Linked DNA regions of Homo sapiens: region 1 is linked to region 2. A link is an interaction called in ENCODE POLR2A ChIA-PET data of the cell type or tissue named here. Cell type or tissue: A673. All regions are shown on one strand.

What was found. ChIA-PET counts read pairs that join two places held together with the same protein. Peaks named below come from ENCODE experiments on the same cell type or tissue, not always from the same donor. Only the 100,000 strongest peaks of a DNase experiment are listed, where the experiment ranks them.
Region 1: POLR2A ChIA-PET joins it to region 2 with 12 read pairs; 4 of 35 experiments call an interaction of 5 or more read pairs at or near these places.

What each region holds. Positions count from the first base shown.
Region 1 is chr1:159,931,234-159,935,233 of GRCh38, forward strand. It overlaps IGSF9 (immunoglobulin superfamily member 9), which reads right to left. Exons shown (of 21, transcript NM_001135050.2): 7 at 3,448-3,589; 8 at 3,192-3,337; 9 at 2,957-3,099; 10 at 1,279-1,419; 11 at 579-695; 12 at 220-370; 13 at 1-28. Among named protein-coding and RNA genes, the nearest start is that of TAGLN2, 7.7 kb to the left of the region's middle. RefSeq lists an enhancer at 3,745-4,000. In A673, a CTCF peak has its summit at 1,598; a DNase peak (open chromatin) is centred at 1,668.
Region 2 is chr1:159,830,262-159,834,261 of GRCh38, forward strand. It overlaps SLAMF8 (SLAM family member 8), which reads left to right. Exons shown (of 5, transcript NM_020125.3): 3 at 2,615-2,920; 4 at 3,001-3,108. Among named protein-coding and RNA genes, the nearest start is that of SLAMF8, 5.4 kb to the left of the region's middle. In A673, no CTCF peak of the experiment used is centred here; a DNase peak (open chromatin) is centred at 1,610; H3K27ac peaks cover 620 bases.

The sequences.
Region 1 (4,000 bases), 100 kb after region 2:
ACATTGGTGACAACATGAGGGCTAGTGCCTAGGCAGGGGGGAATGGAGGGATGGTGGTCAGGGCCTGAGGGAGTGTACAGAGTAGCAGGGGCCCCAGGGCCACTGACCTTCACCCATCATCATCCCAGGGGTCCCACACCCATGATCCTCTTTCTGGGCCTCCAAAAACGATTCCCAAGTAGTTTCTCCCAGCCCCTGGCCCTCTCTCCAGCCACTAACCCAGCACGTAGACGTTCGTGGAGGTGGCCACTCGGGCCACAGCATTGCTGGCACTGCATTCCCAGTGCCCGTGGGCCTCCTTGGTCAATGGTCGCAGGATGAGGCTGCTGTTGCTGTCCACCTGGGCCTGGCCTTGCAGCCCCCGGCCCACCTACAGAACCACTGGTGAGCCCTGAGGACACACGCAGCCACCCCTCACCAAAGGCGCCCCTCATCTCTCCAGGCAGCTCCAGTTCCTCCCCACCCTGCCTCTGACAGCCTTCTCCTTCCCACACCCTCCCTCCCACAAAATGGCTGGGGCACGAGAGGCAGGGGTGTAGTGGGCGTGGGTACAGGCAGAGCGGGCTCAGGAGCCTTACCTTGGTCCAAGAGACAACAGGAGGAGGGTCCCCTTGGGCGGAGCAGGGGATGAGCAGCTCCCGCCCTACTTCTTGGAAATATTCTTCCTTGGGCCGCTCTATAAAAGCTGGGGGAGCCTGCAAGCCAGATCTGGCATTGGGAGGGGCCCTCTCTTACATCTAAGGCTGGCTACTCCCTCTCTCTGTGCTCCCTGTCATGCCATGTCTCACCTCACTCTCCCTCACTCCCCCTAGCTAAACACTCACCAAGCCTGTCTCTACCTCATTCTCTCTCCATCTCTCAATTCCTCTCTGGCTCTGTTTCTGTTCCCCAGTGGGTAGGGGCTGGAGGAAAATGGTGGTGTAGTAAGGGCTGGCAGGCTTAGGCAGGACTCTCAGAGATGTACAAACCTCTGCAGAACATTCTTCCTCCCAGAGCCCCAGAGAGGGAGGCAGCACGGTCAAGGTTAGTGAGAGTTGGGGCAAACAGGATATCTTACTTCTGGATGTGTGTGACTGATGTCCCACCTCCCGAGCACCACCTCTGCAGAAACCTCTGGGATGGCATCAGGCAGCTGCTGCCGTGGCCACCATGGGAAACAAACTTGGAAACCCCTCCCCATGTGTCTGCCCCACCCCACCCCCATCAGCCTGGCCTTAGCACCATCTCCAGCCATCTGACCCACTGTCACCACAGGCCCCCGCCCACCCCCGGCCTAACCTTGAGCAGCACGCGGGTCACAGGAGAGGGCCCGGCGGTACCAAGACTGTTGTAGGGGGTGCAGGAGTATTCTCCCAGGGCATCCTCGTTCCCCAGGGCGATGATCAGTGAGCCTTCTGTGCCCTGGGACCAGCCAGGGAACTGGAAGGAAGAGAAGATGACAGCTAGAGAGAGGAGCTCAGCAGAGACAAGCCCGGGATGGCAGTACAAGAGAGGGGGCAGGATGAGAAACCCACAGCTGTGCAGAAGACTCCAGCAGCTCCATGTCTAGGCCTGACCCCTCTCTGATTTCCAGTGCTTCCTTTCCTTCCTGCAGAGGGACCCCTCCCAATAGTGTGAGGCTGTGACTGCACAACTCCAGGGGGTGCCACTCACAGAAAATACACTGTGAATGGCCACCCCTGTAGTTGGGCCGCGTGGGGCTTCCTGCCTGCTGGGACTTCACCTGGCTCTCTTCCCAGCACTCCACAACTAAGTTCAGAGTCTTCCACCCAAAACCAGCTCCTATTTCTCTATTAAAGGGCCCGCCATCCTTCTTGCTGAAGTCTGCCTCCTCACGTTCCCTCACTCCCCCTGGTGAAATACTCACTAAGCCAGTCATCCTGGGAAGTCCCTTTTGTCAGAGCATGAGCCCATTCATCTTCATGTCCTCTGTAAATCAGACTCCATAACTCTCACCTGGGCCATTTCAGCAGCTTCAGAACCCCTCTTCCTATGTCCAGTATCTCCCGCTACATTCCACTGGGCAAGCTCAACCCCTGATCACAGCTCTGATCCTATCACACCAATGCTCAACAAATTCCAGTGGCTCCAACTGCCTGTAGACTTTTTTCTTAAATATTCAACAAAGATATACTGAGTACTATTGTTGTAGAAGCCCCAGGTACACTATGATGAAAAGATGCAATACTAGGCCTCAAAAATTTATAGTCTCTGCAGACAAAAGATCCCAATTGCCTTGGAATGAGGCAATAGTAACTTGGCATCCAGTTCTTCCTTTTGATGCTAACCTGTCTTTCCAGCTTTCTCTGCACCATTCATGTCCCTGCAGGCACTCCGGCTCCCACCCAATTGGACGATCCATGATTCCATAAACGTACTATACTACTTCCTGCCTCTTGACCCTGGTTTCTGCAAGGGAATGACTGTGTCCTCTTTGAGGCCCATCACCAAAGTCCCAGAATCTGTTGCTGGTCTATCCTCAACCACCCTAAGAGGAAGGCACGAGCTCCATCCCTGGCCTTCCAGACAGTGTTGCTGTCCTCTGCCCAGATGGTGCCCACTTTAAGGATGGATGCCTCCTTGCCCCTGCCCTCAACCCACTACCCCACACAGCACCTGGTAAGAAGTGTGTGTTCCCCCGGGACACACAATTTCCCAGTCATCACACGAAAGAAACTTCAGTTCTCCTTCTTGACTCTTTGCCATCATTTTCCCCAGAGATCATCTCTCTTCTTTCCCCAAAGAAGACACAAAACCACCACTTTAAACCATGGAAATTTTTCCTCAGGGGTTTTAAGTAGTTTCCTATGCAACATGTCTTATAACACAAATTAAATTCACAAAAGATGTGTGTCCCCAGTCACTGAACTGAATTAAACCGAGCTAACTCCACCCTGCTGTCCTGAGCAGAATAACGCCAAGCTAAGACCCTCCTTCCCCTGCCCCAAGCCTGTACCTTGTCCAGCTGCAGGGCCTTTCCATCCTTGGTCCAGCTGACAAAGAGCAGTGGGGGGTTGGCACGAACCGGGCAGCGGATCACCCCCGGCATGCCTATGGGCAGGGGTGTCTCAGGAGGCATAGCTGTCACCTGGGCTGGGTCTGGGGGAAAGTAGTGGCAAGTTGGGGGAGAGGGGCTTGGCCTGGCCCAGGGGAAGGGAGCAGGCTGAGGGAGAAGCTGGGGTCAGGCTTACAGAGCACAGTGAGGTAGGCAGAGGCTGAGGGTGGATGCAGGAGGCCATTGCTGGGCACACAGGTGTAGCAGCCGGCATCATCAGGCTGGGTGGCCAGCAGCCGCAGGCTCCCGTCCACCAGGATCCGCACCCGGGGCTGCAGGCGGCTGCAATGTGGCATGTGTGAGGAGGGGTCCAGGCCTTGCCCAGCCAAGCGGCTCTTCAGAGACTGTTTGTGAATTCCCCACCTCCACCTTCCTAATGAGGGTGACCCCACCTAATGTGGAAGACATTGATGTTGTCCTGGAACCAGCTGTAGGTGAGGTTAGCAGGGTATGCCTCAGCATGGCAGGCCAATGAAACATCCTGGGAGGCATTGACTGTGCTGTTCTTGGGGGGCACCACGATGACTGGGGGTCCTGTGGGATGCACAAGGGGAGGAAGGTGGCCTCAGCCCACAGTCTTCCCAGAACCCTGAGGTCACCTCTACAACTCTTCCCAGCTCTGCTCTCTGGAATCTTAGGGCTCGTTGTTACAGGGCTTTGGGGAGTGGAAGCAGAAGCTTCCCCCTGTATGTAACAAGAATTCATCCTCTCCCTGAGACCCATTCTTCTTTCCAAATTCTCTCTGTTCCATCAAGAGCAACTCCATTCATGCAGTTCCACTGCCTAGGAATGGTGTGTGTGTTTGGGGGAGTCAGTTTAACTCTGCTCATTTACCATTTGTATCCCTGCTTGTCACCTCTTGAATTACTTCTCTGTCTCTGGCCCTAACCCAGGTGCCCAATACCTCACCTCAAGATGCTGCAGCAGCCCCTGACTCCAGGCTCC
Region 2 (4,000 bases):
TAGCAGCCAGGGAGAGCTGGGTTCCAGAAAGCTCTGGTCTCTGACCATGTTGCCGACTCAGGGAACAGCTGCTCCCTGGCAGTCACGTCTAAGAAAATTCCTCCTGGCTGCAGCAGCCAGGCTTTGCCATTTCACAGTGCTTGCCTGAACTCTAGCTCAGTCTTTTCTTGGCTCAGTGGCCTTGGACACAATGCTTAGCCTCCCTGGCCTTCACCTTTCTCCTTTGTAAATGGGCATTGTAATATTACCATGTAGAGTACCCACAGGATGAAATGCAGTGGCATTTGCAGTGGCATCCAGGACAGAGCCTGGCCTGTGCTTCCTCAGTTCTAAAGGATCATCATAGACTATAAGATGTGCCACTAGTCTATGTAGTCTATGTAGTCTGTGTAGACTATGTGTCATTAGTCTAAAGGAAAAAAAATGATGTACCATACTAAACTATGACATAATGGGTTTATTTAAAAATCAAATTATAATGAAACTGTAATTAAAAGTATAGAATTTACACATTTCTTAAAAGGGCTTCTTAGAGAGATCTTAACTATATATGATTCATGGGTTCTCTCAGTCATTCATCATTGCAAAACAAACCATCCCAAAACTTACTGACTGAAAACAACAACGATGTTTACTTCTCATAATTCCGTGGGTTGGCAGGCCCAGCTGGGTGCGACTTCTGCTTCGCATGGGTCTGCAGAGCCATTCGCGCAGCTACATTCAGCACCTCGGTTGGCTGCATGGACTGGGGGCTGCGTGGGCCTTGTTTCCCAACAACTCCACCTCCACCTCCACCACAGCCACCTCCACCACCTTCATCATTTGTCTTCTGGTCAAGAAAGAGTGGCTTTCAGCTCTCATTTATCTACCTAATGGGCTAGAAAAGAGGCATGGGTGACCCTAAATCACTGTTTCAGTAAAACCTTAGAAATTTAGATAGAGTGGAAGAGAGGGGAGTCCAGATTTAAGAATGGAAAGCAGAGGTAGCAGCTGGGAAGAGGGTAGCCATGAGGGAGATAAAGATTGTAAGCAAATTGGGGAGATGTCTTGAATCCCCCCGAGACAGCTAACTGGCTGTCCTTGGGCGAGCCACTCAGGGTGCCGATGCAATTGCAAGGTGCCTTTCTGGATGCACGCAGCCCTGAGCCTCATCTTGGCAAGCAGAGTGCTGGCTGGATTTCAGCACCCCCCACCCCCTGCCACCTGTTACCCTGTGACCCCCCTTAGCCCAATGTCCTTGTGTAGTGAATAACCTACCCCACCATACAGGCAGCCCTGGAGCCCCTCCTCTGATCTGAGTCTCAGCTGCCGCACATGTGAAATGAGGACATTGAATGTGATAATACATGCAGCACCCACACCACTAAGCTCTAAAATGCCTTGTTCTCAGCAGCTGAATTACAGATTTTAAGGAAATTGCTGTTTTATTGCTTCCAAATACATAGCGTGATTAGAACTAATTGCACGAAGCTGCCAAGCAGCCGTCCTTAGGAGTTCTGCTTTGACAATAGATAAGAACGATTTGAATTAGCAGATCAGTTACTAGAAATGTCAATGGGTGTTTCTACTGTGCTTGATCGTGTTTGGAAGCAGCTTGTCCTCTTAAGTGATGTAAATATCCCCCCTGTAATCTTTGTTTATACTATTAGTGTGCCCAGCAAATCATTTCTCTTTCATATCACAAATCCCACCAGACTGAACTGGCATTAACGAGGTTTTTCTCTGCTTGACTTTGGAATGCTGTCAGAGACTGAGCCCTCCTGTTGTCACCAGAATGCTCTCCCACTGGCCTCATTTCCACTGAGACTCAGGATTTACTCATCAACCTGTATAGAAAGGGGAATCCATGGCTAGGACACCAGGATATCAGTTTGTTCAGTGACCAGATATCGAGCACCCACTATTTGCCAGCACTACAGAGCTAAGTTTACTAAGCTAACAAGACAGAGCCCCCACCTCTGGGCCCCTCCTTCACAGCATTTTGCACCCTCATAATTATTTAATTAATTATTCATAATCATTTTGTATTTGTCTTTCTCACCAAACTGTAAGCTCCAGAAGGCTAGGAATGTGTTTGTTTTCTTGCCTGACTTAATAAATGCTTGTCATCTCTTGTTGACTGACTGACATATTGTGAGAGAAATACTACAAAAAGAGATAGAGTGCTTGGAGAGCTCAGAGCCATGCCTGGGAAGGCTTCACAGTCAAGGCATTAAGCAATGTGTTCAAGCTGGGCCTTGAAGGATGGGTAGAAGTTTTCTAGGAGGACAAGAAGGGAAAGGCATCTGTGTGCGCAGATGAATTATGTGAAAGCATGAAAGATATTCAAGAGCATGACATGTTTGGGAAAACTGCAAATTAATTAGGATGAGCAGGGAGAAGCAGCAGGAGGTACAGCTGGAGAGATGGGCATGAATCGTTTCCTGAAAGGTTTTGAATATCAAGCTAAGGAATTCAGCTTCTGTCCTGTGGGCAGTGGAAAGCCAGACAAGATTTTGGAACAAGAGAGGCCTAGCCAGAGGTGGCATCTAACCCTGGGTAGATCCCAGAGCCAGAGATGTGGGCCCTGCCCAGCATCCCTGAGACCCATACCAGCTGTACTTTTCTTTCCCAGATGCAGTGCCCAGGCCCGTGGTACAAGTGTTCATTGCTGTAGAAAGGGATGCTCAGCCCTCCAAGACCTGCCAGGTTTTCTTGTCCTGTTGGGCCCCCAACATCAGCGAAATAACCTATAGCTGGCGACGGGAGACAACCATGGACTTTGGTATGGAACCACACAGCCTCTTCACAGACGGACAGGTGCTGAGCATTTCCCTGGGACCAGGAGACAGAGATGTGGCCTATTCCTGCATTGTCTCCAACCCTGTCAGCTGGGACTTGGCCACAGTCACGCCCTGGGATAGCTGTCATCATGAGGCAGGTATGCTAAGGGCCAGCAGTCAGTGGTTGAGGGCTTATGAAGCATCAAGTCCACCTCTAACCCCACCCCTCCATGTTCAGCACCAGGGAAGGCCTCCTACAAAGATGTGCTGCTGGTGGTGGTGCCTGTCTCGCTGCTCCTGATGCTGGTTACTCTCTTCTCTGCCTGGCACTGGTGCCCCTGCTCAGGTAGGAGTCCTGCAGGTGCAGGAGGTAGGTGGAGGAAGTGGAGTTCCTGGGGAGGAGGGGGTCTTGGACCTCCTCCTATTTAGGCTTCAGATGGTCTGCCCCTTCCTACCTCTCCCACCTCATCTCTTGGCCTTCTCTAGCTCATATCTTGGTTTACAACCAGACTCAACTACTTGAAGTCTCTTATGTGGTTCTCCAAATGAACTGTTCTCTCACATCCATCTGCAGACCTTTGTACATTGTATTCCCTCTGCCTGGAACACACTTTCCATGATTTCCCACCCAGCCTCCCCCCTTCATGTGGCTATCTCATACTCAGTCTTCAAGGTGTGCTTGCTCCAGAAAGCCTTCCCTGATTGCCCCAATACTCAGGCTGATTAACATCCTTTCTTCAATCTCCATTGCTTACCCCAATCAGAGAACTACTTACATTTACTTCCCCACTGAATTCTGAGCCCTTAAAAGGAGGATGCTGGGTCAACACTGGGCATGTCAGTGGTTCCCAGAACACAACTCTTCCTGAAACATAGCTGGTATCGACAAACATTGTTGAGTGGGAGTCTAAATGACTCCGAACCCCTTCTTGCCTGAGATTTCTACAAAATGGCTCCCTAAGATAAGCTACTCCCTGGCCAGTGGCTGATAGGGTTGCCTTCTTGAGAAGAGGAAGGAAGGGGAAACTCCAAGATCAGACCTGGTTCTAAGCTCTACATACAGCTCAGTCCCTTCCTCTGCCGCAGGATGCCCTGCCCCTGAAAGAACTACCCGACTGACCAGGGCTCCGTGGTCATTTCCATGCCAGGCTGTCGGAGCTGGCTTGTCCCAAGGTGGAGAAAGGGAGTCAGCAAGGAGGAGTCACTGAGCCCTCACTATGGTGGGTGTGTCCCAGAAG